Linked DNA regions of Mus musculus: regions 2, 3, 4, 5, 6 and 7 are each linked to region 1. Evidence: chromatin loops called from intact Hi-C (ENCODE). Cell type or tissue: left cerebral cortex. All regions are shown on one strand. Region 1 holds the start of A730035I17Rik (RIKEN cDNA A730035I17 gene). Region 2 overlaps Naa11 (N(alpha)-acetyltransferase 11, NatA catalytic subunit). Region 3 has its middle 33 kb from the start of Naa11. Region 4 overlaps Gm34029 (a long non-coding RNA gene). Region 5 holds the start of Cfap299 (cilia and flagella associated protein 299). Region 6 has its middle 2.7 kb from the start of Gm33609. Region 7 overlaps Antxr2 (anthrax toxin receptor 2).

Region 1 (4,000 bases):
GCATCCAACATACCTGGATAAACTATACCGTTTAATAAATCTCTTAGGGATAGAAGAAACACATAACTATTCAGACTCCATGTCACTGGCACAAAATTACACTTTGTATTAAAAGGGAATACATATTTACATCATTGATGACATTCTTCACTGAAGTCCATAATCATTTCATGATACATGCACTTCCCCCTGGAAACTTAAACCGAATGGCGCCCCCCTTTTTATCCATTTTGTTTATTTTTGTAAGAACACAGCTGTCATCAGGAAATGCAGAACGCATCTCCTCTTCCTCCATTACTTTATATCTAAAATAAACTTTGTCCTTACATATAATTATTACATCTAAACCATAAGTGCTTAATAATTTAAGTAGAAACGTATGACAAATGCATCAATATGTTGCAATATATGACATTTTTTTAAAAATGTACTTTTGTTTTTGGGAAAGTGAAAATTCGTGCATTCAAAAGAAAACCCCGCTCAAACAACCCACCCAATCCAAAATCCACCATCCTGTGCATCGTGTGCGTGCGTCCGTGTGTGCGTTCGTGCGTGCGTGTGTGTGTGTGTGTGTGTGTGTGTGTGTGTGTGTGTGTGTGAAATTAAACATTTGGATGATGAGGCTCCTGGCGAGGGGAGGGACCTGTGTGTGCACGTGTTTGGTTGCAGTGTTTGGGGGCATAAGGTAGTGGTGGATGTCATCCTCGCGTGTCTGCTCCTGCAGGTGGCTTGACTGTGCGTGCACACGCGTGGAAAGCCGGAGTCTTTTACGCAACAATTAATTATGCGAGGTCATGTGCCGGGACAGGTGGTGACGCTCCCTGAAGGACTCGTTGCAAATGGGGCACTTGAGTTTCTCCTCCCGCCGCCGCTTCACCAGGGGCTCCATGGCATACTCCTTTTTGTGGTGAGACCGCATATGGTACACCAGGTCGGAGGTCATGCGGAAGGAGGCGTTGCATTTGGCGCACCAGTTCTGCGCGGGCAGACACAGCGAAGTGAAGGAGGGCGGCAGCAGGGTGAGCGCGGAGGGCAGTTGCAGCTGCAGGGGCCCGGCGGCGGCCGCCGCCGCCGCTGCCGCCGCAGCCGAGCTCTTGGGCCAGAAGGCGGTGGCGTAGAGGAAGGGGCTCTGCTTGGGCAAGCCACCGCCACCGCCGCTCGCCAGGGGCCCGCAGGCTCCGTTCAGGTCCGCTGCCCCCTGCAGCTTCACAGCCAGCGGATCGGCGGCGGCCGGGTAGAGTCTGGTGGGACCCACGCCGTCTCCCGGGTGACACGGCTCGAGAGCGCCCAGCTTCTGGCCGAGGACCAACGGGGACAGCTGCGAGAAGGAGCGCGCGGGCTGCGAGAAGGCGCTCTTCCGCTCGTCCGATGCGGCCGTTTGGCCGCCCCCCGAGCCCCCCGCAGTCCCCGCGGTCCCCGCGCCGCCACCGCCGCCCAGCTGCGACACCGAGGTGAAGGCGCTGCCGCGCGCGGGGCTCCCGCCCTCCAGCCGTCCGGGCAGAGAGCCTCCGGGACGCGGAGCCAGCAACTTCTCGGGGGCCCCAGGCGACCCCGCCGCGGGGGTGGACGAGCCGTTGCTGCCGCCGCCGGCGACACCGCCTCCCGCGTCGGGGTCCTCGGCCGTGCCCCCTGCGCCGTCTGTCGCCGCCGCCTCCTCCTGCAAGCCCACCGCGCGGCCCGCCTTCTTCACCTCCACGAAGGCGCTGCGCTTCGCCTCGCCAGTCTCCGGGCTGGGCGGCGCGAAGAGCCGGCCGTTCTCCTCCAGGCCGAAGTAGCTGCCGGCGGCGCGGTACTGCTGCGGCGTGCACACCAACTCCTCCTTGGAGGTCGCCAGCGGCCTCTCGGAGAAGCGCGCACGGCCGCCCGCCAGCCCCGCGCCGCCGCCCTCCGCCGCCGCCTCCTCTGGGAACCGCCTCTTGCCTTTGCAGCCGCCGGTGGCGACGCCGTCGGGACTCAGCTCCGCCTCCTGGTGGCCGCTGCCGCCACTGCCGACGCCCGGGGCCGCTACGCAACTGCTGCTTCCCCGGGAGTTTTCCAGTTCCCGAGCCAAGTTGTGGAAGTCCGTGGACGGCTTGGCGCTGCCGGCACCCGCGGAGCCCGGCGGGTTGCTCGCCTCCGGGGATGACGCGGGGTAGTGGTGTATGGGGCCGGCTTTGCAGAACTTGGGGCCCGGGATCAACGGCGCCTCCTGTTGCTGCTGCTGTTGCTGCTGCTGTTGCTCTTTACCACCGCCGCCGCCGCCGTGGTCCTTAGTGCCCAAGCCGCCCCCTTGCTCGTCTTGGGGATTCGCATCAGTGCTGTGAAGTCTCTTGGGGCAGCGGAATCGCAGATGTGCCACATAGGGGAACTCAAACTGGAAACGTTGGCTGCATTCCAGGCATGTGTAAGGAGACGACCCTGCTTAGTGAGCAAACACACACACACACACACACACACACACACACACACACACACACACACACACCCCACATGGTTAGTTAGCATCGCCCCTAGGCCACTTAGCCATCCTCCCCATAACAAATCCACTTTATCTTTCTGGGCTGAGTGCCCAAAAAAATGAATACACTATCCTATTTGGTGCAACTTACTTTCTTGATTTGTGCATTTACTAAGTCAAACGCTCCCCAACTTTTCCTTCCCCTTCTGTCCTAGTTCCATTCGGGACAACACCTCAGAAGCTTCGTCCACCCTATGATGTGCAAGGTGAGCCCAGGCACCCGAGCCAACCTACCGTTCATTTTGTGAGCTCTAGACGGGCAGAGCAAGAGCAATTCAGTCAGTTCTTTCCCGTACCAAACTAGTAACTCTTCATCTTTGGCAATCCTGCGGAGAGAGCGGTAGAACAGCTGTCCATTTTTTATATAAGCTTCGAGATTCTGTTCTTCCTTATCTCGGGCTGATTGGACCAGCCGCAGCCACATGAGACCTTCTGAGGAACCATTTGCCGCCGAAGTGTCTACCTACAGTATTTAAGAAAGACAAGAAGAGAGGGATCCACGTGAAAGACGGCAACCAGAGAAACCAGAGATATTTCATCTGTCTGGCTTTTGTTCTTTCCAAACAATTATCTGAAACCAAGTTTGCAAAAGTTGACCAAAGTCGAACTGCATCCCTGCATTTGTGGTCAATGGGCACAGTGGCCATCCTTTGCAATATTGGGTCAGTCTTACAGAGTAGCCTCTTTAGAATCTCCCTTTCAGTTACCTCACATGACAAAAGGAGAGGAAATTTCCCGTGTTTCAGAAGTAAAAGGCAAGTTCGGGTCTTAGTAATTATTCTATGGCACTCACGCCCATCTTCCTAACTGACATGAAGGACTAACAGCTTTACTTCATGATGAAAGACTAGGAACTCTGGGGTGGGGAAACTGGGAGTAACATTTAGCATGTAAATAAATAAAATAATTAATAAAAAAAGAACTACTAGGAAGAAAGAGGCCTGTTACAAACACAAACGTGGATTATAGATGCTTTGCTGCCAAAACAATTAACGTTTTAATTTAAATACAAACTCTGAACACTAGCTAATGTTAACTAAAGAAAGCAATAATCAGGCGATGGGGAGACCTCCCAGGTTACAAAATAAATATACTCAATACTTGTAAAAGTTCTCTCAAGGACTACTTAATATGTAAATAGCCCCAGTACTAACAAGGTCTCCTTAGCAATTTAGGAAGCCCTAATCTAGGGAACCCAGAACTAGAGTACCGATTCAGGCAACCTTGGCATTGTCTTTTTCTTTTTCTCAGTAAAATCACTTGATGATTTGAATCTAGTTTTTCTTTTCTAATTTTTGTTGTGTTCGCTCTGCTCTGACTGCTCAGATGATTACATTGTCCTTAGGATGTCTCCTTCCTCACTCCCAACAGGAAATTACCCTCAGACACCTCCATCACACTTGCTGAGACTCACCCGGAAGATGTAAGGTACTGTTCTCTTGTCCGTGGACTTGAGGGCTACGAAGGCTATGCTGTCATACAGGGAAGTATGGCTCAGTACAC
Region 2 (4,000 bases), 800 kb after region 1:
TCAGGGACCATGTGTCTGAAGAACCCTGACATTCTTCCATAGCACTTTCAGGGCTGTCAGAGCCTGTGCCTTCACTGCTAACACACTCTCTTTTCTCAACAGCATCGCTGGCCTTCATGTCTCAGCCACACCTATTGTGTGAAACCTGACTTAACCGGTACACTCTGAAGTATCTTCTCTGCTGCTCTGGGGTTATCTCCCAGTGACTCTCCAGAAACTGTAAAGCTCTCCAGAAACGTTAAAGCTACTGTGATCATGAAGGAACACCTCAGCGCAAGAGCCAAGGAAGCTTGAGGCCTGCTGTGACAAAACATCCCTGGCGTTCTCTCACTGTGCTGCCATTGGACTGTTTGCCGTGGTCCTGTGTTGGCTTGTAGATACATTGCACAGTTGTCTCTTAGAAACCACAAACAGGAAGCAGGGACAACTCTGGAGGTTTCAGCTTGTGGGTTTTGCCATTATTTGTCTGGGTTTCCATCACTAAGGGGATAGTTGGGGCCATCAAGTTAGACCTTAGGCCCCTTTCCTCTTCTAGTGCAATTTACCTGTTTCCTCTTGCTTTCTGTGCAACTCCATGTGTCCTATCCTCTATGATTCAAGGGGCATTTTTCCCCTTTTCAGTGGGAAAACGTGATAAAGAAGGGCTCTACTACACCATACAAGCAGAATGTATAAACTTTAAGAAAAGAGCGAGCAGCAATTATATTAACGCTCATCTGCTTGTACATGTCAGTTGCTTTTTGCTTTTTGTGTTTGTTTTCTTCTGTCATGACGTCACTTGCCATTTACTGAGGATCTCAGTGTTCGCATGCAGTGCCATGGCATTCACTAACATGTAGCCCTGTGAGGTGGTGGACATTATTATCTCTGTTTTACAGATAAGAAATTTTGGAAGCAGTGCAGGAAATGATTACTCGGGATCTCAACCCAACCCTGCGGAAAATCAAAGCCAGTTTCTTCTTTGCTCCTGTTTGAACTCAAAATGTATTTGCAAAGCGATGTTAAAGTGTCAAATGGCAAAAAGGAGACTCTGCTCTTTAAAGATGTTCAGTATTGACTTAATATATGACAGCCAACCACATGTCAATTGTAAATATTTATGTAACTTTTGATTGTAATCCCTGGTGAGTGTCTCAGTAAAAGTAAGTGTAGGCAAAGGGCTTTGACTTCCCCAGAAAAGTCACAGATATATGGACTTAGAACAAGGTAATGTTTTTATATTCTCCGAACATTAATTACCAAAATGTCCAACATGTTCATGTTTACATTTTTATGAAAACTGGAGTATATGGATTTCAATCTAAGCCCTGACATTAAGCAGCTGATGACCAGAGATGAGTGTGTTCTGTAATCCATCATCAGCCCTGCTAAGTACTTCTTACAAATCGGCCCCAGTGTGTGGAGAACGCCTGGCTAAGGGTAAAGGCTTGCCTGAGGCACACATATAACTTTCTTTTTTCTCCGTAGAAGGATTTGCCATTTTGTGTGGCAACCTAGTCCTCGGTCTTTCCAATTTCCTTTTTTTTTTCTTTACAATTTTCTCCCTTATCTCTGAAATGGTTTTATTCTTTCCCCACAAGCATATGATTATCTCTTTATTTTTAAATATTACAGCTTTCTAACATCTGTCTCCAGGGCAGCATAATCTTACTGATAAAATATTCCGTGTTTTCCTTGAGCCCTTGTCAATATGTCTTTGTGGTAACAGCCCAGCAGATGGAGAAACAGGAGGAGCCTCAGCTTACCTGAGTGATTTCTCCAGGCCAGCACCAAGCACACCGAGTCTCTAGTAAGCTGATCTTAATCATCGAAGCAATTGGGAAATCAGAAAGGCTTCCGGGTGTTTGCAGTGCCCCTGAACAAAGCCACCAGTGCTTTGCATTGTCACCAGGAGACATCAGAAATTGAGCAACGCAGCAGCCTACCGAGTTTGGGTTACAACTGTTTAGATAATAAAAGTAAACAATGTTCTAACATTGTTTAGGGCTTAAGTTAAGCAAGTTCCCAGACGATTCCAGGGATGCGCTGCTGATGGCAGAGAAGCAGCCGCCTTCCTATTCCTGGGGGCCTCGGACGCTGCGTTCATAACAACACTGTTCTTTTCACACAGCCAATTATGATTCTTTCTCTGAACAGACTGCTTGCTTTTTTCCTTGAGCCTGGTCCTAGAGAGACCCAAGCAAGGATGTAGAATAATAGTTCATGGTATGAGTGTAGTGCTGGCTGTAGAGTGACTCACGCCCCTTCTGAATTGTGGCTTTACAGAAACTCGAGTGAACCCTGTTTTGTCAACAAATTGTTCAAAGCTCTTAGTCACCAGGACATAAAGTCTTGTGTAGTTGGGTTATCAACTCGTGAATGAAGCCTGTGGCTTACATAGCTAAAAATCTGTTCTTCCCTTGGAGATAAGAGCAATAAGAAAGAGATGATATGAAATCAAATAATGGAATATGGGAGTGAGGGAGACACACAGAGTAGTGCTGGAAATTAAGCCAAAACTGGTAAGCTTTAAAAGGATCAAGAAATAAAGTACTTTTTCTCATTAGTTCTATGTAATGCTGATACTGACTAGTAATGGTCATGAACATCAACTTCTAACCCGTCTAAGACACTTGTTAGATTACTTTAAATTAGACCCTAAGTAATTTAGGATCTCATTCACTCACAGAAATGCTATTTGTGACACTGTGTCAAGAGATTGGTGACCAAGTCATTTCAATAGAAAGTTTCAGACATATCAAAATACATACAATAAAAATGTTTATTTATAGTGCATGAAGTGAGTTAATAACATTTATATCTTCTATTGGAATCCTTTGATGTGCATGCTTCCACACATCCTTGCATGGCTTCCAGAGACTTGACCTAACCGGGTGGTGATGGAATGGAAAAAAGACAAATGCAGATGCACAGACAAGGTGGGGTTGGGTGGTCGGGGCTCTGATGGAGAATGCAGCACTGTGGGAACTCAGAATGTTTATTAGACTTGGGTACAAAGAGGCAGGCTTTATGGTACACAGCTCAATCAAAGAGGCAGATTTAACTAACAGTAAGGAGCTATCCCTGTAAAAAACAGTCTTCAGGACATAAGTATGAGGGAGAAAGCAATGGTGGGGGGACTTTTTCTGTACACACTAGCAACATCTGCATACAGACTAAAGGAAGGCCTTGCCATCTATCTCTACGCCTTACCCAAAAGTGGGGAGGTGCCGTTTTCCCATGAATCCTTGACATGGCCATATCCACAGTACACATTCAGAGAATTCTCTGCTCTCCACAATGCTATATTAGTTTTCTTTCCCATCTTTAAAAACATGCGTGAACTGTGGGATTTCATTAAGAGTTTACTTACCTATTTTATTTTGTTTTTATTGTTTTGTTTTGTTTTTTTACGTTATGTTGGGTAGGCACATATGCCACAGTGGTGCCCATGTGGAGGTCAGAGGACAATTGTGGGAATTGTTTTTTTCCTTCTGTGTGGGTCCCAGGGAGTGAAGGACAAATCCCCTACCGGCTGAACCATGTTGCTGGCCATAGAACTATCTTGATAGTCCTAAAGATTTCACTTCTAATTCTCACAATTATTCTGTTCATTGACAATAAATTAACCCAGACGCTAAAACTTTTTCATTCTAACATATTACAATAATTTGAAAAGGACTGTTAAATACTGCCTCCCTCACTCAGAATTTTTAGCCAATTTTTTTCATGAAATTGCTTCAGAATCACACAGGCACCCTGTTAAAGGTGTCCTTTCCTTACCTCTTGGTCAGCTTTGGGAAGTCAGGCCTGCTGTCATGCACACTTTCCTGCCAGTTGCTTTGCATAGTATCATCTGAAAGTCACTGTTTACCTAGAGGCATCACATCTGTAAAGAAGAATTAAAAGGAGATCTTTTGGGGCTGGAGAAATAGCTCAGTGGTTAGGAGTACTGGCTGCTCTTCCAGAGGTCCTGAGTTCAATTCCCAGCAACCACATGGTGGCTCACAACCATCTGTAA
Region 3 (4,000 bases), 830 kb after region 1:
CATGGTGTGTGTCTGTGTGTGTGTGTGTGTGTGTGTGTGTGTGATTTGGTGCTGGAACTGAACTCAAGACCTCATTATGCTACTTGCTCTACCCCTGAGACATACCTGCAGCTCCCACACTTTATGAGACATCTCCAGCAATGTAGACTCCTTTCTGCAAAAGCGATTCTGGAGTTCTGTTAAAGGCAGAGGACCACAACCACAGTCACAGTGTTCGGCTAATAGAACAGGTGCTACTCTACCCTAAACGAACTTTCTCAATGCAGATTGTTCTAAAGTTCTCATTGAAGAGAAACTTGATGGGGTGACATATTCTCCCATTGTTTTTGAAACTTCTGTTTTGTATTAACACATACAGATTTGCAGTTTAACGTTTCCATGTTTATTAATATTTAAATTAGGAAAATAAGAGAATGAAGAAAGGTGATTTATTTGAGTCACACCGTGTAAGAGAGTGTGTGTGTGTGTGTGTGTGTGTGTGTGTGTGTGTGTGTGTAATACAGGGTCTCACTGTGTAGTCCTAACTGTCCTGGAACTTGCCTTGTAGACTAGCCTTGATCTACCAGCCTCTACTTTCCTGAGTGTGAATGTTGAGATTAAAGGAATGAGCTATCATCAGTATCAACCAGTAGTAACCTCATATGATTTTGCATATTCTCAGCACTGACAACTTTCCAAAATATGTATCAGATACTAAACATCTGATCTATGGAAGGAGACATTCAACTGTACTAATTGTAAGTCTATGGTACATGCAAAAATATCTATTAATTAAAATTTTCCTTAAGAAACATAATAGAACAAGCAAAACCAATCCCCTCCTCAGATCACCAGTACTATCCCCAAAGCTCAAGGCACTGGTATTATTTTTCTTTTGAGAACAGGAAAATTCAATTATGAATGGTTAGTTAAACTATGAAAAAATAACTTTCAAGATGTATTATTCCTTGTTTCTTATTCTTTTGGACTATAGGGGTTTGTTTCTCAATTTTAACGACATGGTGTGGTTGTTAAAAGCACTGGTTGCTCTTCTGGAGGACTCAGGTTTCATTCCCGAATAGACCTGGTGGGTCACGGTGATCTAAAACCCCAGATTCAGATTCTAGTTCTAAGGGTCTAACACCCCTTCGGATCTCCACGGACACTGCATACATATGGTACACGTGCAGGCAAAGAAACCATATACAAAATAAAAATAAATAAACCCCTCAAACCAATTTTTAAAAGAAATGAACATATGTGCTGCTTAGAACTAAGAATGACTTCAGAGTGAAATCAGAAGGTCGTTGAGTACAAGGAGCAGGAGTGCTAACACTGCAAAGCAGACAGCCCCCCCCCCATAAATCACAGGCTTAGAGAGGTTCAGGTTTAACATTCTCTGTTGTCCATCCCTACATCCATCCACTGCAGTTACAATGTACACTGCTCAGAGAAAAATAATGTAACATTTGAAGGTCCAAGGATGTTATCATTCCACCAAAGCTTCCTTCACTGAATTGTTGATATTATTAACACCTTTTAAAATTTACTATAGTAACTAATTTGCTATAGTCACTGGACAGAAATCATGTCATATGATTTACACTACTACAAAATCTTTACTAACTTGGGTACCGTAAATTTGATCATTTAATAATTTAGTGCTAAATCTCTTCTTTTAATGAAACGAGAGTGATCATGATTATTATTAATGCTATTTTTAGTTAGTTTTAAATTATGCCATTATGATAAAACATTCTACTTAATTTAATATTTCAACTCAAAATTAATTTCCAAAGGCTTTAATTCTAGCCAGTATGCATAATTACAAGGCATTGTAATACTACTGCCACTGAATTGCTAAAGTACATTTAACAGTAGAGAGTGCTAGGTAGACATCACATTTGGGCAATTGCAGCTTAGAGTTGGTCTTGGTTTGTCAGATTCTCAATAGGCAGCTTCCTAACTCAGGAATTAAAATTTTATTTCATCTTTAAAGAAAATGCAGGGATAGTATTGGAAATGTAAATGAGGAAAATACCTAATAAAAATATTTAAAAAAAAAAGAAAATGCAAGTGATAAAAGCATTTGTATTGGATCTGATTGAGGCATTACATAATTTCAAACTACTGTGATGAATTTTATGTTTTCAAGAACAAGGTGTTCGTCTAGAAAACAATTAGTACACTGGTCCAGAAAGCACTCCTATCCTATCCCCTTCCAATTCATAGCATGCAATAAATAGAAAAGTGTATTTTGACATGTTGTGAACGACTGTGGCCATTACCCGTGCTGACAGGTGTTAGGATATGAGCAACTTGTAACTTTAGACCACCATCTACTGGCTTTGCCCAATGCTGCAGACGCTATCAGTGTAACAGCCTGCTGATTCTAAATTCCTTCTACTGAAAAGCACACTGCATCAGAGAATTTGCTGAGCTGGTTGCCTTCCTCCTAAGCAATACTTATCATTCAGTTTGCACATCTGCAGGGACACTACTCATTATCCAACAAGCATTCACAACCAGATCTGTTGTGTCAGATATTACCTACAGTGATTAATATCAGATATTTTCCCCATGTAAGCCTGGTACTCTTGAATCAGACTTGATTGATAGTCCGGCATATCAAAATTTATGTCCTGTCAGAAGATCATACTCCAAAAAACTCAAAATTCTATTTAAGACACAAACAGAAAGGCATTTTGCTGATGAAGCCCCTCCGTACCGGTCACATGATCTAGTAGTATTCAAGAGCTATGGTTTAGCACCGATTTGGGTGGTGTAGCGCTGTCTAGAAAGGACCGTGGAATTTTCACAGTCTTATCTCGAGCCTTCAAACCCCTCTGGTTAGCAATACTCAGAGTAGAAGTTAAGCCAAGCATAGGTGTCACCCACGTTAGTAGTCCCATTATTTGGAAGTTCAGGAAAGGGGGTTTCAAGTTCAAGATGAGTTTGGGCGACATAGTGAAACCCTCTCAAAAGAATCGAAAACCTAAGCTAGATTTTCTAAGTTTGCTGAGTAGATCCCAGGCCAACCGAAGTCTTGCTTTTATGTTTAGAGGCAAAGACTTGTGATTATGGGATATTAACTTCATGTTCATATACTAATCACCCTACAAAATTTAATTATTTGTTTGCCTTGTTTCTCAAACCACTTCATTTCTTCAAGAAATGCTTTAAAACTCCTCCTCTGTGCAAAGGCAAGCAGAAAGTATCATCCGGACTAGCATGCCTTATGGCGAACACATTTAATTCCTGTGTGTTCGCTGCCTTCGCAGAGGATTGCGAAATGATACTGCAGTCCGTTTTCTAGTACTGATTTCAAAAATGCTAGATTAGATTTTCAGTAGTCTATATCTCCCCGGATACCTACCACCATGTCTGAAGGAAGTGCTTAAGCTACAGAGCCGTTTCCATTGTTTAAAAATGAAGTGATGCTGTGACTGCTCCCAGCCTTCTGCTATTCTTCAAGGGTCCTTTGAAGTTAGCAGGACACTGTGAGGATCTCTCTCTCTCTCTCTCTCTGTGTGTGTGTGTGTGTGTGTGTTATTTATTCCATTATTTTCTTTCATTTCTATACTTAGACCTTGCTTTAGCATTTCTTACTAAGCAATTTCCTTAAGCTGTTTATCTTATTTTTAAATACTTGTATATGCCTGTAGCTGTGCGTTGGTATGTGTATACGTGAGTGCAGGTGACAGTGGAGTCCAGAAGAGGGCACCAGATCCTTCCAGCTGGGGTTAAAGGTGGTGCTGTGTCCTCCCCAAGAGCAGTGCCTGCTCGTGACCACTGATTCATCTCTCCAGCTCATTCCCTGAATTTCTATGTGCATTTCACCCAGACGCCTCAGACAAAACTGTGAGCATCTGAGAAGCTTGTGCTCACCTTGTTTATATTCTTAATTCATCAATGCCCAGCCCTGAACTCTACCTAGTTGTTCTAGTGACTATTACAAACACAGTTCCTTTCTGCCCCATGCTGCCCATCACCAAACCCACTTCTGTGAACTCTAGCTCTG
Region 4 (4,000 bases), 540 kb after region 1:
GTCATGAAGGCAGATTGTCTCCTGTAAATCTGTCCTTTCTGTAACACATTCAAAATGTACCGTATTGGCTGGATTATAAATCTTTTCAGGAAGTGTGTGCACATTTGCAGAAGCAGCTTCAAGTTGATGGATGAAGCCATTGGTGTTCAGAGAACCCTTAAAATAATTTATCCTATGTGTAAATCTGATTTTGCATGTGTCTGGATTTCCTGTGGCCAGGTATACCTGTATTTCAAAAATCCTTTTTCAAGAAATGAATAAAATGAGCTTCAAGTTGCTTCCTATATTTTCTGAATATAGGGAATAGTTTATATGATTCGGGATTTAAACTTTGCTTCCTGAATAGAAATTCATGTAAATAAATCGTTATTGGAAATGTATTTATCCAGAGCTTCCTCATTCAGTTCTGTTTACATTCACCAAGTAACCAACATTCTTCCTCACCTTATTGAAAATGTTTTATCATTACTTAAACATTCACACCTCCTGAAACACAACCACTTTAAAAAGGGAAGATCAATTTGCTAGGCAATGATTTTAAAGCATTCCATTTTGTTGCAGAAAGTTAGTATCTGTGTATTTGTTCCTAATGCCCCTCCAGAATGTATGTCCTAAAGTGACTGAAGCCAACACCTATTAACATTATTCTCTAGGTAGCTCCTCTGCTGTTACTTGAAAAACATCCCTTTCCTTTGTATATCATATGTATTTTTCTTTAAAGGACCATGGTCCAGGAAAACAGGTTTAGGTTATCCAAAATTCCATGTTTCAATGTAGAAGCAGTTTCATAAAGTTTTATACTGTAACAGAACAAAGAAAGTCATAAATAATGACCAGTTTAAGCACACTGGTGGATATATCTGAGACATGGTTACAGAGAGGTGGGAAAGTTTTTGCATAGGCCTCAAATGCTATTTGCTGACATTTTTACCTCTGAGGCTGGTAAAAGCTAGGGCTCTACTAAGTTAATAGGTTCCAAAAGGTTTTTATAAACTAGTCACAGGATGTTAGTTCAGAAACGGAGATGGGCAGGGAATTGCTATTCCAGTTGCTAATGCTAGGCCAAGATAAACTGTAGTTAGCCTCTGGACCTGCAACATCCTAACCTCCCTACATCCCTGACTCTCTAGCAGTCAGTCAGTCTTGGCAAACCAATTGTTTCTTCTTTCAAGGAATTTTCATTCACAGCAATGTCATGTACTTTTAAGAACACTGACAGAAGCATTTTCCATGCTCATGAAGAATTATTTTTTAAAAAAGGATACAAATGAGAAATATTCCAGATATTACTTTTTAAAAGTTAGGGTATAATTTCAATTCTTTGAAAATACTATGGCATCTGACTCAAGAGAAACTGCTTTCTAAGTAATAATTTCTAACAATTTATTTAATATACAGAAAACTGAATCACAGACTGAGAAACCAAATAAAACCAAGCGGCTGGTGAGTAAGTGGATCTTAACCCAAAGCTCAGCATGAGTCAGGTTAGCATCTCAGCCGTGGAGGATGAAACACCTTGTGGTAGGAGGAGGAGGGAATGGGGAAGAAGGGGAGGAGGAGGAGGAGGAGGAGGAGGAGGAGGAGGAGGAGGAGGAGGAGGAAGAGGAGGAGGAGAAAAGAGACATCTACTAGCTGCTTCACACACTGTTTTTATTTTGTCCAACTGATGTCTTGGATGCTAGTTAGTTTACTTCTGGTACTTCCAAGAAAATAAGATTTCATCCATTCATTCATTCCGTAATCATTTCCTTAGAATTGGCTCCACGATAGGCATTCACATAGGTGGGGTTGGAGAGAATTTACAGGCTGGCAATACAACCTCATGTTCAGCAAGTTAAGCACAGATGAACCAAGAGCCTCCTAATATCATCTTGACCCCTTTCTCCAAGCAACCGCAATACAGAACGCAGTCCTGGAACCACACTGCCTTGTTTTAAACACCACCTCTCTCCTTGCCCTCACGAAAATAAAACACTGTGTCTTTCTGCTGGAGGGTTCTAAGATGTGAAACGGCAGTACTTGCTTTACAAATCGCTGTAATGAGCAATTAGGTATATTTTCAAATAACTTGAAATTTTCTGAATCAGCCAAACATAAATAATATTCGCTAAACATTAGAGTCACGGGGTATTATGTTTGCTCCCTTCAAAAGTGAGAGCCCTTGGCAGCAGCTCCAAACATGGCCCGATCTCGCGTTATTTTAAGTCTTTCTCGGTTCCCTTCCGTGTCCTTTAACTCGCGTGGAGCATCTCATTTTCAGGCACTTTTTAGTGGCTATTTCTGCAAACAGAACAGCTAGCAGTTTGGTGATGAAATCAGGGCAGTTTGAGACGTCGCACGCTAACTAGTTACACTGTACAAAGCCTAACAGTTTGCTTTCTGTTTTTAAAGAAGCATTCGTTCAGCCATCCTTGCGGCAGCACATGTAATTGAAAAGAGGCATATGGAGACCAGCATGCGAAGCCTAACAAACACTTCAGAGTGGCTTAAAAACTATGCTAATCAGTTTAGAAAACCATGATCATTTTAATCTAAAAAAATAATAAAAAATAAAACAAAATACAAAACTTTCTTAAACCTATGGTGATTTTTGAAGCAATATAATCATTCCAGCATTATCTAGAATTGGCTTTATTTTCTCTCGGCCTGGAAGGTCCTGCAAATTATAGAAATGGAAGGAATGAGAACACCCATGACTTGTAGTTTCTGGAGGACAGATGAATTCTTAAGGGAGATAAGCCAGGACACCGGCCCACGATCAGGGTCGGAGTGCACACTGCTCCTAGCAGTGGCTTGGAGACCCTCGGGTGGGCTCACGACGCGACGCTCCTTCCTCTGCAAGAAGATGCTGAGCATTACCTGAAAGCAAGGAAGGCATCAGATGAACAGACCTTTATAACAGAATGTGCATCTGCCAAGACAAAAATACACGGCAAGCTTCTGGTGTTGGCGCGCTGACAGTATGAGCAAGCTGTCTTAGGAGTGATTTTGCAAATCATTTGAGTTTAAATTCTATATAGGCCGTAGGGCCCCTGGAGCATCACTTTCTATATTTGGCCTCCCCGTTTAGCTATGTTTGGAATAAATAGGCTATGGATCAAAATCATGGCCTTTAAGAGTTTTGCATACACTGACTAGTTCTGCCTATGCATCATAGGTGGATTGGGCGATGCATGCCAGTGTACGCATGCATACACATGCACTCGCAAGGCTTTTAAAGTGTATTTTTAAATCCCCTCCCCTCAAGTTCAGCTCTCTGGCACTTCATAACCCACAAGCTGCTGTTTCTTTTTCCAGAGAAGTTCAGTTCGATGGAGGGGCCAAGAAAAATGAGCCCAACTGATGACTGCAATCTCGGGAAAAAATATGCTTTTTATCAGAGACCACATGTTGCCAATGCCAATTAAAGTGAAGCTGGGAGATTTCATCAGATTCCAACCTGGAGAGGAGGGACAACATGCCAAGTGTAAGAAAGGAAAAGTATGCTTCAGGTTGTTCATTCAAGGTGAGATCCAAACATTGAAGGTGGGCAGCAGATTGTTAAACACAAGATTTAAAACAAAATGCACAGCAGAGGTAATGTCGTGGATTTTGACTTCAGCTGACCTAGATGGAATCCTGGCTCTGTAACTGACCTGCCGGAAAAACTTTCCCATCTACAGCACTTAGTTCCCCTATTTGTCAATCAGGGATCACTGAACACTACCTTAAAACAAAAGCACTTAAAAAATATAATATTGTGAATGAAAGTACCATTCTCATAATACTTCCTTAGAAGACATTGGAGACAATTTTTTTGATTGTTGGTAGACGTACTTACAAGTAGCCTCACTTTGTTTCTAAAGGATTATGGATCTTTACATCCCCAAACCCTAGTAAATATTCTTTCCATTGTTTACGTGTCTTTTAATGTTTGGTAAGCAGAGTAATAATATCATGATATGATCCTATACTTTTGTTCTGGACATCAGTTGATGTCATATTTATGTATCCATCTCAT
Region 5 (4,000 bases), 140 kb before region 1:
GCCAAACCATTGAGCTAGTCAAAGCATATCAAAATTAGCTGGCGTGTCGTTGCGTGTGTGTGTGTGTGTGTGTGTGTGTGTGTGTGTGTGTGTGTGTGTACTGGGGATTAAACCTAGGGCCTCAAGCAAACCAGCAAGCACTCTACTACCGAGCTATATCCTTAGCCCAAAATGTTCTCAGTATTGGAAAAAAAAATATTTTGAGTAAAACTTCATGTCGTTTATATCTGTAATTAATTTATCCATGACTGGAATCCATTATCTAGGGAAATCTTTAAATCATTTTAATATTTCTTTCACCCCTTACCTGAGAAAAGAAATTCAACTGGAATTTTTATTTTTCCGGTAGTCCGCAGGCAGCCACTAAAGAGAAGGACTGTGTTTAGTCAGAGGGGCAGATGACTGGAAAAGGATCTAAAACCCATAGCTTAGCAATTTTGCTGAAGCTTGTCAATCATTTCTCCACTCACTGAACTGGTTGGTTTTATTAGATGATGCTAACTTATAGAATAAAAGTTGTTAATTAGTTCAGCAAAGCTAATGTTACTCGCTGCCGTGGCAATGCAGTTGTTTTAGTGTTCTGTCGTTATTTAGTGAACACGGGAAACAGAGGATGGAGACGCACTACTTCCGTCCCGCCAACCACGCTCCTCAACCTCCGGAGCATCACTACTTCCGCATCACTACTTCCGCATCACTACTTCCGCATCACTACTTCCGGTCTACCAACCAAGTGCCAACCGCGCTCCTCATCCTCTGGCCGGTCAGATAATTAAGATGGACTCACCCTTTCTCTTCCTACCTCCCCTTCTTTCTACATAAGCTTCTTGCAACATCTATTGTAATTATCAATTCAGTGGCTTCATTTCAGATGCAAGGATTTAAAGCAACTTCTGTGGGTTTAAAATATTGGCTAAAAGCAGGAGAGACGGCTTAAGGAAAAGGTGCTTGCTGCCAAACTTGAGTTCATTCCCTGGACACCACAGAATACAAGTTCAGAACCGATTCCAAGTTGCCCACTGACTTTTTATGCATGTGTGCGTACACACAAATGGAACTTTAAGTTACCCATCTAATAAACGTAAAAGCTTGGTTGTTTGGTGATATCGCTGCTGTTGCTGTTAAAAATCATGTTTTGTAACTATTTTAACAGATAATTTCAAAAGGGACAAATTTTCTTCATTTAAGATTATTTTCATACAGTGGCACCTATTTAAAAAGGAGGGGTGTCTATATGATAAACTGCCTTGTGCACAGGAGAAATGAGGGGAGTTGGCCAAATTCAAGTCCTTCCCAGAGTTCTGTAGGGTTGATTCTCCCCCCCCCCCCCCGCCCCCAATGGTGCTTGCTCTGTTTGTCCTTAATATGGAGATGGACTCCTTTGAAAACCTGAGCCCAGGCTGTGAGACTTGCAGTTGGGAGTTAGGAGCTCGGAGCTTGAAGATCCCTCCAACTAAGTCTTCTCGAGCATCCGGGACCTCCCGCTGCCCTGCCCTCAGGTGCACACAGCAACGCGTCCTCCTGGTTTTATGCCTTGTTACTACTTTACAGCGACCAAGTCGGCCTCTGTGCAGCGCACCAGCGTTTGGAGGGCTGGGGACTCCTGCAGCCTGCAGAGAAGTCTCTCGAAGCCAGAGGCCTGCGGTGAGCGCCGTCACCGCCAGGGGGCGACCAAGCCCCGCCGCGGCCAGCAAGACGGACCCGCGCTTACCTCCAGGTAGTACAGGTCGACCGTAGTGATCTGAGAGTCCAGGAAGTCTTCATAGGTGTTGAACTGTGTGACAATGTTGTCCACGGCCGTCAGCCCCTCGTCCTGATCCATCGCGGCTACACCGACGCGTCCCTAGTAACCGGTGTGGGCGGGCCGGACGCGCGCCGGTTGCGGGGGCGGGGCAGAGGGCGCTGCGCTGGCCCTGCCCCAGCCGGATCCCTGGGCGGCTTCTAACCCCTGGGAGCGGTCAGCCCTGCAGGGCAAACCCAACTTTTTTGGTGTAAAAGCCTTAGCAAAGTCCGAAGGTGCCTGCTCAGTGTTTGCAGTAAGAACCTCGACAGAAGAGTATCCCGGAAATCTAGGGGAAATAGTCTTGCTGGGTGCTTCAAAATAGCACGTGATCAGTTGTATAAATTACAACTTAAAGGCAAGTTATGGTTGGTTACTTGTGTGCCAGGAACAATGTATAAACTTCCCAAACGAAGCAGCCTTAGTGATCTCCTTTGCTCCTGCCTTCTGCCTTTCAGTTCCTTTACTTTTTGTTATTTAAATTTCAATAAGTTGAAAATTACTTGAAAAATCTTGCCTCCTTGAACGTCCTTTAAAAAATTGGGTTGGGGGGGAGGGATCCTAATCATGGAATGATATATCCCATTGAGAAGCTGATATTGACTTGTGTTTCTATTTACTCATTTCTTTAAAATACTATAGTATAAAATTGAATCTGAAACATTTCTCATTAGAGCAGACTTGTACAACTGTTTCCACACCAGAAGCACAGATGCTTGCTGTTATGCCAAGGGACTTTACAATCATCTCAGCATTTGTAGAAATCAAATCAGATTCTGCAATGAATCTTTTCCATTTTTTGGGGGGGAGGGGGGCAAAGTAAAGCCAGGTCTATTTAAGACCCCAAGTTGCACAATAAGTTATAGCTTTATTTTAAAAACAGGCTACCAACAATTTATATTGTATAATTATCTAGAAAGCTATAGAAACTAAACTCCAAGCATAGAGGGGAAAAAATTTCATGTGGCCTAAAACATTATCACAAGTAGAGAGGAGAGGTCTCTGTACTGTCTGGTCCAAAAGAAACTTGAGGACAAGTGCCTTTTGTGTCTTTTAGCATTCTGAAGGGCAAGCTGGCCTCTAGGCATCTCATGTACCTGGTTTCAAGTCCAAGCTGACATTCAGGCTCCTCCTAGCTCCTCTCATATCAGCTTCTCAGTCCTACAGAACCCTGACCTTTCAGCCATGTGCTCTCTTACCACCCACCCCCTCTCTGTCCCAGAGGCATTATTCTGGGTGTGTTGAACACAACAGAAAGCTTAAAAAAAAAAAAAAAAGTTTCTGCCGCTGGGGTCCACAGGATATGAAACTTGCTTCCGTGTGGTGATTGATTTGAATTTACCACATACCAGCCCTGTTCTAAGTACCATACAATCTCCATTATTTCGTTTAATCACAACAACAAACTCACTAGAAAACCAGCATTGGTGTTATCCTCCATATGGAGACAGGATGAGTTTAAATGACTTGGCCAAAGTGTCGGGTGCAAAAAAGCAAACCCAAAAAATAACAATAGTCCTTTTCTCTCACAGGGGCATGTGGATGTAAAGATAGGTTATAAAGAGCTGTGTAAAACCAAATACAGAAGTTTGTTTATTAGAAAGAAAAATAAACGTGTGGTAAGGAACACGGATTGATACAAAGCCTAGAAACAGTAGGCGCATCTTCCAAACTGTGGAGGCAAGAAACGCAAGTTCTGTGTGGGATGGAGGGAGAGGTGGACAGTAGGGAGGGGCACAGGAAAGAGGATTGGAAGGAGGAAGCTGACTGAAGTTGAAAGGTGTAGTAAAAGAGATTTCAAACGAGACCAGCCGTGGACCCAAACAGGAGAAGCTGTGGTGGCCATGGCTTCAGAATGGAACTCACACTACTGCACGCTGCTCGTCTAGGGGGTGCTGGGCTGTGCTTACATGTGTTACCGCTGTTTCTGCCATCCTCCCACACCAAGGTTTTATCGTCCTCTTGAAATCATAAAACAGCTAAGGAATGTTGGAATTCCTGACCCTGTGGCACTCTGATATCAAGGACGATTTCTACCTTCATTGTTCTAGCATGATCCATTGCAGTTGTACGTTTTTTAGGGATGCTTCATTAAACTGACCACGCAGACAGAAACCGCACGGTCAGAAGCTCTTTGGTGAAATGATCTTGAAAGCATAGAAATTTAAACAACTTAAAGGTATTTCCAATCAAGGACTCTAATGCTGCCCAAACACTTTT
Region 6 (4,000 bases), 1.1 Mb after region 1:
TTACCCTAATCAGACAATGTTTCTATCAAAGGAGAGGGAATTTTTTTTAATCCAGGGCTGAATTGTGACTCTGCTGTAAAATACTGTACATATTCATGAGGCCTAAGTTTGTTTTCCAGCACCCAAAAAAGAAATTCTATGCCTTAAGGCTTATATGGAGATCATATCATTTGCCAAGCCCCAGATATGATTATGATAATATTTAAGAAAAATGTATCTTTGAAAGCTGAGTTACACAAAATTTCTCAATCATATTCACTATGTATTTTGTGTTAATCCATCAATCTGGTGGGTTCTTTAAACTGTGACAAATTGAATCAGTTTTTAATACATCCAAAGATAACATCTAGATCAGTTACCACAGTATACTTGTGTAATTAGTCAGACGTGTCCTTAGGACACTAAAATATTTACTAAGAAGCAACTTAAGATAGCCCCCTGTTAGAAGGAGCCCAGCCTCGTGGTTTATTCATCTGTCTACCCACCTGGAAAGTCAACCAGCCAGCCTTACATATTAAGAACCAATTCATGGATGTTTTTCATGTTGAACAATTAGGACTATCCAAAAGAAATTAGCCCTGTCTTCAAGAACTGTATGATATCAGTAATGTCAAATCATTTTATTTAACCAGTATCAGGATAATGGGCACACATTCCCAACATCTCAAGTATGTGTTTACTTACAAATTATGAGAAAGGACAACCAGGAAAATATTCTTGGTGAGCACAATACATATTATATCCTGCACAATGCATATTTATAGCCTGCTTAGATGTTCAAACACATAAGAAAGATGCACACAAAATCTGAAGCTCAGAGGAACAGTATGAGATATAAACAGCCGAGTTCAAATCAAGAAACTCTCACATCAGTGCTCTCAAAGACAGTACTCAGGTACTCCAAACTCTGCTGATACCCAGATACTCCAAAGTCTACTGCTCTCATCCGACGATCTCTGTGCACCCCATCTCCCGCATCCCATAGGTTTCCATTCCCTGCACCTCCATACATACCCTGTTATTATCACTCCAGCATACAATGTCAACACATTGAGAAGTGACATACCAATATCAGCTAGCCCCATTAAATTATCTGTATCATACAAACCTTGGACATAGGGGGGAAAATGATTTTGCTTTGGAAAAAATCCAAAGTTTCCTTGGTTTTAATTTTGTGTGGAGAGCTAAAGGAAACTTCAAAGAACTGGCTGAGGCTTAAGTAGAAAAAGCCATTCCCCATAAGTTCTTTTTTGCTGCCATTAACAACATCACAATGGACCGCCAAATTCTGCCACGCTATTGGCAACTATCCTCATATCACTAAAAGGAATGATCTTATCATTGACAGATGCTAAGACTCAGTGCTTTGAATCACACCATGTGTTACAAATTAAAATGGCTAAAATCACAATAATGCTAATCTGGAAAGAATAGGAGAAAAAAACAATTGCTAGGCACTGCAGGATCAACATCTTGATGTATCCCACAAGTATCAGTTTTAAAAAGTACATGAAGTTGAGTAACATATCAACCCAGATTGTCTACTGACCAATTTAAGACAATGAGACATAGAGTTGTTAATGATTATATATACATATATATGAACATATATATATATATGTAGTATGTTTTCATTTATGCTACAGCAATAGATCTGTTCAAACATAGGAAAATACTAAAAACTATACTTTGTGTATGAGAGAGGGTTAAAGTCATGGGAACTTTTGCCTTTATAAGCATAAATGCTCTGCCTAGAAGCTGATGCAGGAGGATGACCACGAGTTTCAGGCTAGTCTGGGTTGCAGAGTGAGACCTTGTTTGTCTTAAGAAGAAAGAGAAAGAGGAGGCAGTGGAAAGAACATCAACAAAAAAAATTTAAAGAAAATAAATAAAAAAATAAACTCTTCTAAGTTTGAATTTCTGCAATGATATTAATCTTTTTTAAATGATTTATTTGTTATTTATTTTTATATGTAAGTACACTGTAGCTGTCCTCAGACACACCAGGAGAGAGTGTCAGTTGTGAGCCACCAGGTGGTTGCTGGGGTTTGAACTCAGGACCTTTGGAAGAGCAGTTAGTGACCTTAACCACTGAGCCATCTCTCCAGCCCCCGGTAATATTACTCTTATAACGAGACATACGTAACTAGCAAAAGACAAATCCATTGAAAGAAATCATTATAATGTCCCAGGGAAACCTATTGAGCTAACAGTGAGAAAACTTGGGTTCAAAAGAAAATCAGTGGTCCCACTTACTAGCCATGACATAGGCCGCCATTAATAACGGTGGTGGTGCTGGTGCTGGCTGCTGCGATGGAAATGAGGCGCAAGCAACTGACTGAAGCCTGGACGCCTCTTCTGAAAATGCTTGTCTTACATTTTGTGTGCCAACATTGCCCTCTACCCAACACAGGGTGCATTGCAACCGGCTAAGAATATCCCAGATATCTATTCTTGCATCTTCCTCTAAGACGCTGCTGCACCCAGGACAAATCCCATAACTCTATTTGTAAGAACGTGTTAGACACATTCTTACAAATTCTCACAGAAAGTGAGGCTATCTTTTATTGATGAACAGGAAGTAACACGGGCCGATCCATGGGCAGCTTTTTGAGTTTCATTTCAATAGGTATTACCGCGTGGCAGGTACTGTACTGAGAGCTGGGATGTAGATATGAACGAAATACGGCACTTCCGGTTAGTGTGAATAGAGTCTCGCGTTCCAGTATGGAAACAGAATTAGGGTGTGCACATTTACCTTAGTGGGTTTGTTCGTGTTTACAGAAAAGTATTCCCCCCCAGGGAGCTCTCACTATTGCTTGCCCTATCCCTTTGGACAGGTAGGAGTTGGGTTTCTTTATCCTTAAATAGTCCGCCCATGCATTGGGGATTATTTAACTTTTTTTTTTTTTAAACATTAAAATCATTTTATTCACTGGTTCAATGAGGTCTTTTAAAAATTTATTTTAAGGCATTTTATTAAATATTTTCTTCATTTACATTTCAAATGCTATCTCCAAAGCCCCCTATACCCCCCCCCCCCCCCCGCCCTGCTCCCCAACCCACCCAGTCCTGCTTCCTGGCCCTGGTATTCCCCTGTACTGGGGCATATGATGTTTGCAATACCAAGGGCCTCTCCTCCGATTGTGTAGGGCTTCCTCTCAGGTTTCTAGACAAGATGAAAATGAATCCCAGGATGAGAGGAAACAAAGTTGCAGAGAGCAGAGTCCCAATGCCCGGAGTTGTGACTGGCTAGCTGCTTCCTCCTGGGGGATTTTTAAGACAGTTTCTCAAGGAAAGACTCTGCCTATGGTGGAATTTTAAGATCAGGTCTTTAAAGAGCATTCCTTGCAAAGGAAGAAATGGAAGAAAAGAATAGTCAGAACAGATGAACCAACAGGAAAAGGAGGGAAAAAAAGGCATTCCAGCTTTCTGACCAGCCCAGGAAAACTAGGGAGAGAATTTAGGATTCCTTGAAGCTAATGGCATGGATGTTTTCTTACACACATTGAACGCTGGCCATTCTCAGCTCATTTTAGGGAGTAAAGTCCTTAGGGATGAATCTTAATTGAAAATAAAAACTAACAAATACGAAGCCGGAGTGATGAGTCAGCAGTTTAAGCACTGGCCATTTAGAGAATCCAGACTCAATCCCAGCACCAGCGTGGCAGTTCACTGTTGCTCTAATTCCAGTCCAAGCACATCCCATGCCCTCTCCTGTTTCTGAGGACATTGCACAGGCACGTTGTAGTCGTACATGAAGGCAAAACACCTACACATAAAAAGATAGCAAAAATAATGCTAACTAGAAGCTAAAGATTAAGACAAATATCACCAATGGAAAGAGAAAGCAGGGCAGGCCAGGACTAATATCAGATTTTTTTTTTTAAACCAGTGCTCCAAAACCTGCTAGTAGTCCCCGAGTGCCCTCTGCTTTGTTGCTCTCTAGCTGTGTTTTCTTAAAACTTCTGGTTCTGTAGCTGAGAGTTAAGAATTCACT
Region 7 (4,000 bases), 160 kb after region 1:
CGAGTCCCCGGTGACTCCGCCTCTTTCACGTCTCTGCTCTGTGAAGCCCGGAGCCCAGAACCCCGAGCCCAAGGGACTGTGAGCCAGAGAGAGCTGCCGGGCCCCGGCCACAGGATGGTGGCCGGTCGGTCCCGGGCGCGCAGCCCTGGGAGCTGGCTGTTCCCTGGCCTGTGGTTGTTGGCTGTGGGCGGTCCGGGGTCGTTGCTGCAAGCCCAGGAGCAGCCCTCTTGCAAAAAAGCCTTCGATTTGTACTTCGTACTGGACAAGTGAGTGAAGGAGGACTGTGGGGTCAGGGTCTCCTGGGGGGAGGGCAGCTCTGAATCAGCTAGGACTGAAGTTGAGATGTGTTTGGATTCTGGGGGAGGCGACGAGGGAACTCTCCCTAGTGTGCATGTGGCTGACTCCTTTCAAAGGCAAGCTCATTAGCTGTACAGGAATAGGGGCTGCGAGACTCCAGGGCTACTTGGTTCTCCAAAGGAGAGGCGTGCAGTGCTTTTTTTGTCCTGGAATCTTTTGGGAAACGGTAGTGTGGCCACCTGCAGCTCGTTTCCTCCCAGGAACTTTTGTGCCTCTTTATCATACTCCCCCTAGACCCCCACGGACATTCTAAAGTTTGCCTAATTTTATCCTGATCACACTGGGAGCCAGGGGGGGGGGGGGAAAGCCTTAATATACCCAATGTGGCTTGCATTTCCTGAGAAATGAGGGCTTGTGTTTTTATTTTGAAAAGCCAGGTCTCTCTCTAAACAGTACAAAGCAAGTGTCCCCCCCCCCCCCCCCAAGAAGTGTGGTCTTCCTGGTTTCCTTGATTCAGCCCAAACACTAAAGTTTCAGCTCTGAACATGGACATGAACAAGCACACTTAACTTTGAAGAGGGGAGTCAGTCCCCGCCCCCTATCCCTGACCCCCGACCTCCACCCCCCATCATGCGCCTTTTAAAACTGAAGAAATGTTTGCCATTAAGGCCCACTTTTTGTCTTTCTGATCAATTTATCTTCCTTTTTCAGGTCTGGCAGTGTAGCAAATAACTGGATTGAAATTTATAATTTTGTCCACCAGCTGACAGAGAGATTTGTGAGGTATGTCTCCCCATCGTACCTTTCTTGGCATTGGAAAGGAAATCGAACAAACAGCCGGGTTTCCCTGTTCTAAAACCCTTCTCATGGGAAATCTTTCCCGAAATCAAAATGTTGAATTTTAAACGTCTCAAGGTGGCCCTTTCACACATGGTGTGCAGGCGAGACTTTCAGCTAACCCTTGCAAGTTCAATTTATCTGGCTCCCAGAAACTTGGCCCAGGGTGTGAGGGAACATCTTCAAATACAATTCTTAATGTCTTTTCCTTTTCGACCACTCATCTGTTTTGAGTTTGAGTTATGCTTTCTCATAATTTATCACATTTAAAAAATACATTTTATCCTAATAGTGTCTGTACTATATTTTCAACTCCACACACTTGGCTCTGTAAACTTCCACATTTTAAAAGTGTCGGAAAACTTTAAATGAACATGTGTTAATAACCCACTAGCTGAAAAAGCACTTGTGTGTGTGTGCATTTAAAGAAATGAGTTGTGTTTACACAATGTGTGGGTGTGTGGCTGGTTTAAAATGTAACCGTTCTATATATGCAGGAGGCTTCACTAGCAAACACTGTTTCCCTCGGCTATAAAAAGCATGGCTGCTGGTAAATCCAGCTTACTCTCTTATTTAGAAGTAACCAGGAATTAGTGGCAATCCCTATTTAAAAATAACCCTTGGATGCAATGTTTTCTGTGGTTACCCTCTTCTGTTTTTTTTTTTTTCTTTTCTTTTCTTTCTTTCTTTTTTTTTTTTTTTTTTTTGGATGCCAGGAACAAGTGCAAGTTTATCAGGGTAATGGGAGGGACACGGATAGGAGCTGTGTCATTAAATATTGCCTCCCTCAGTCTTCTGAGCCCAAATGTTTTCTGTAAAACAGGCTTGGATGATCAAAACATTTTGAAAGTCATGTTGCAAGTAACTTCAAACAATCTGTAGAGGCCTAGGCAATCCCCGCTTTGGTTATTGGCAGCCGTAAAGCTGTCCCTATAAAAATGTATGCCTGTCGGTGTTCAATCTTCAGTCTCCTGCTTCAGGAGCCAAAGATAGCACTCTGGTTCCTGGACAGGGTCTGAGGTCAAACCATCTAGGCAGGGAATATAAATAAGAGCTTAGATCTGTAACTGTCAAAGCCAAGCAGACCGTTGTTTATAAGTTTCTGATTCCATCGCTGAATGTGCTGAGAATGTCATTCAGTGTTACTCAAAAGCAACGGATTACTTCAATGTCACATTTGAAGAAAACGAGGCTCTTATTGAATCTGGTTTGCAAGTTTGGATTTCTATAGCATATACTGTTCTCTGGCTCAAGTATAGTTGCTCAGTTACTAATTATATGTTGTGGGGAAATGAATAAAAGATAGCTGCTGTCAAGCACAGTGCTTACAGGAGCTAGGGCCTTTGGACCTTCCAGCTTGTGTCTCAGTTTCACAACTGCAGTTTCAGACCTGAGCAACACTAGCATACGCTTTTCTAAAAACAACCACCTTTTGGTGACATTAGTGCCAAAATCCTGGAATATAGATTGGGAATTTGAAATGCCAAGTCAAAAGGTGATTTCTTAATGCTCAAAGTATTAAGAAATGTAATTATTAAGATATTTAAGCATTTACAGTATTTACGGTGACTTTTGTCTGGACTCTTATCATAACGTGGCTTCTACGTTAAGCTGACTTCTCTCCAGCCCTAAGTGAAGGGTGTGGCCTCCTGCAGAGAGAAGTAGGAGAAGGTCAAAGGAAGGAACATTTTTCTAGGAAAGAGTCTTGCAGCAGCCTAGAGACTGTCCAGTTATTCTTTCTAGATGTAAACGCCAGTCATTTGTGGAGGAGTGTTCTGAGAGCGGAGAAGCACAGACTGCATAAAAAGAAATGCAGTGCAGACAGGAGGGCTGTGCAGAGTTAGCTGATCTACTGAGAGAGTTCCATTTAAGGGAAGTGGGGACTGTGCAGGGAGACCAATTTTAAATGAGATTCCTGGCTCTGCTTTTGTATTGTACCAATATTTCTTTTGAAAATGTTTTAACTGCCTCTTTCCTTATTTTGCAGCCCTGAAATGAGATTGTCCTTCATTGTGTTTTCTTCCCAAGCAACCATTATTTTGCCATTAACTGGAGACAGGTTAGTGCATTATCATTTCAGCGCAGGCTTTTAGGAGAGATGAATCATAAAGGCATGATTGATATTGCCGTGTGGTGATCTGGGCCTCTCCGTGGGCTCAAGCGAACACACAGACAACTCAGTGCTCTGCAGGAACAGAAGGGAGAGGCAGCATGAGTATGCAGGAGTAGACCATCTGAAAATCAATATCATCTATATTGGTTGTGGAATATATTCTACATTTCTAGTCTTTCTCTGAAGTTCAGTGACTTGCAACAAAAGACTGCACACACGCCAACACACGCACACGCACACGCACACACACACCCTGCTACCCCTCAGTGCTTAGAAAAGGAGTGGCTTTCCTGTCCATTGTCACACCATTTCTTGTGACCCTTTCTATGGTGTCTGATCATAGTGTGGTACATTGGAAGCAACCATCCACGTATCTGACTCATGGCTGCTTTTCCTGGGGTTACTTTTGTTTTCTTGACTGTGGAGTCTACGATCAGAAATGGAGTGCTATGATTCCATTTTTACTTCATCTGACAGAAAGTGTGTAAGACCTTGGTTAGTGAATACTTGTTGACTGAAGGAATGTGGTAACCACATTTCGGGATCACCTCTTTCTGATCCACAGTTTTAAGCAAGGGCGACTGCAGTGCTTTGGTTTACAGAATGTGTGAATTTCTAAAAAATAATTGTGAAAATAGTTTTTAGGTTTCTTTTGTAAAACCCAGTTAATATGCTTTAATCCTTATTTCTTGAGCTTTCAGTTTAAAAAGATCAATAAGGCATACTATTTAAAAGCACTGAAGGAGATAACTT

The links. Hi-C counts contacts between places; a loop is a spot of excess contacts. Peaks named below come from ENCODE experiments on the same cell type or tissue, not always from the same donor. Only the 100,000 strongest peaks of a DNase experiment are listed, where the experiment ranks them.
Region 2: a loop joins it to region 1, with 2.1 times the contacts of the local background. A loop is called at or near these places in 2 of 42 quality-filtered maps.
Region 3: it touches region 1 in a loop (3-fold over the local background); 2 of 42 quality-filtered maps call a loop at or near these places.
Region 4: it touches region 1 in a loop (7-fold over the local background); 6 of 42 quality-filtered maps call a loop at or near these places.
Region 5: it touches region 1 in a loop (4-fold over the local background); 20 of 42 quality-filtered maps call a loop at or near these places.
Region 6: a loop joins it to region 1, with 7 times the contacts of the local background. A loop is called at or near these places in 33 of 42 quality-filtered maps.
Region 7: a loop joins it to region 1, with 2.5 times the contacts of the local background. A loop is called at or near these places in 4 of 42 quality-filtered maps.

The regions. Positions count from the first base shown.
Region 1 is chr5:98,183,421-98,187,420 of GRCm38, reverse strand. Prdm8 (PR domain containing 8) reads right to left here. Exons shown (of 4, transcript NM_029947.2): 2 at 3,912-4,000; 3 at 2,732-2,960; 4 at 1-2,397. The coding sequence ends at 779. A730035I17Rik (RIKEN cDNA A730035I17 gene) reads left to right here and starts at 1,437. Exons shown (of 3, transcript NR_153823.1): 1 at 1,437-2,377; 2 at 2,653-2,703; 3 at 3,869-4,000. In left cerebral cortex, a CTCF peak has its summit at 1,973 (motif pointing left); DNase peaks (open chromatin) are centred at 1,995, 2,271, 2,702, 3,244 and 2 more places; H3K4me3 peaks cover 3,073 bases; H3K27ac peaks cover 2,080 bases.
Region 2 is chr5:97,380,972-97,384,971 of GRCm38, reverse strand. Naa11 (N(alpha)-acetyltransferase 11, NatA catalytic subunit) reads left to right here. Exons shown (of 2, transcript NM_001033191.2): 2 at 103-2,763. Among named protein-coding and RNA genes, the nearest start is that of Naa11, 9.4 kb to the left of the region's middle. In left cerebral cortex, no CTCF peak of the experiment used is centred here; a DNase peak (open chromatin) is centred at 2,111.
Region 3 is chr5:97,357,614-97,361,613 of GRCm38, reverse strand. No RefSeq gene overlaps it. Among named protein-coding and RNA genes, the nearest start is that of Naa11, 33 kb to the left of the region's middle. In left cerebral cortex, a CTCF peak has its summit at 2,317 (motif pointing left); no DNase peak of the experiment used is centred here.
Region 4 is chr5:97,640,799-97,644,798 of GRCm38, reverse strand. Gm34029 (a long non-coding RNA gene) reads right to left here. Exons shown (of 2, transcript XR_389368.1): 2 at 1,634-2,859. Among named protein-coding and RNA genes, the nearest start is that of Gm34029, 6.3 kb to the right of the region's middle. In left cerebral cortex, a CTCF peak has its summit at 2,435; DNase peaks (open chromatin) are centred at 1,479, 1,958, 2,341 and 2,976; H3K4me3 peaks cover 971 bases; H3K27ac peaks cover 2,004 bases.
Region 5 is chr5:98,327,176-98,331,175 of GRCm38, reverse strand. It overlaps Cfap299 (cilia and flagella associated protein 299), which reads right to left and starts at 1,872. Exons shown (of 6, transcript NM_001024614.1): 1 at 1,712-1,872. The coding sequence starts at 1,822. In left cerebral cortex, a CTCF peak has its summit at 1,659 (motif pointing right); a DNase peak (open chromatin) is centred at 1,657; H3K4me3 peaks cover 661 bases.
Region 6 is chr5:97,127,087-97,131,086 of GRCm38, reverse strand. No RefSeq gene overlaps it. Among named protein-coding and RNA genes, the nearest start is that of Gm33609, 2.7 kb to the left of the region's middle. In left cerebral cortex, a CTCF peak has its summit at 2,411; a DNase peak (open chromatin) is centred at 2,406.
Region 7 is chr5:98,026,664-98,030,663 of GRCm38, reverse strand. Antxr2 (anthrax toxin receptor 2) reads left to right here. Exons shown (of 17, transcript NM_133738.2): 1 at 1-266; 2 at 1,009-1,080; 3 at 3,122-3,193. The coding sequence starts at 115. It overlaps Gm34226 (a long non-coding RNA gene), which reads right to left. Exons shown (of 3, transcript XR_389370.3): 3 at 3,184-3,319. It also overlaps Gm42759. Among named protein-coding and RNA genes, the nearest start is that of Antxr2, 2.4 kb to the left of the region's middle. In left cerebral cortex, no CTCF peak of the experiment used is centred here; DNase peaks (open chromatin) are centred at 135, 388, 1,598 and 2,959; H3K4me3 peaks cover 624 bases.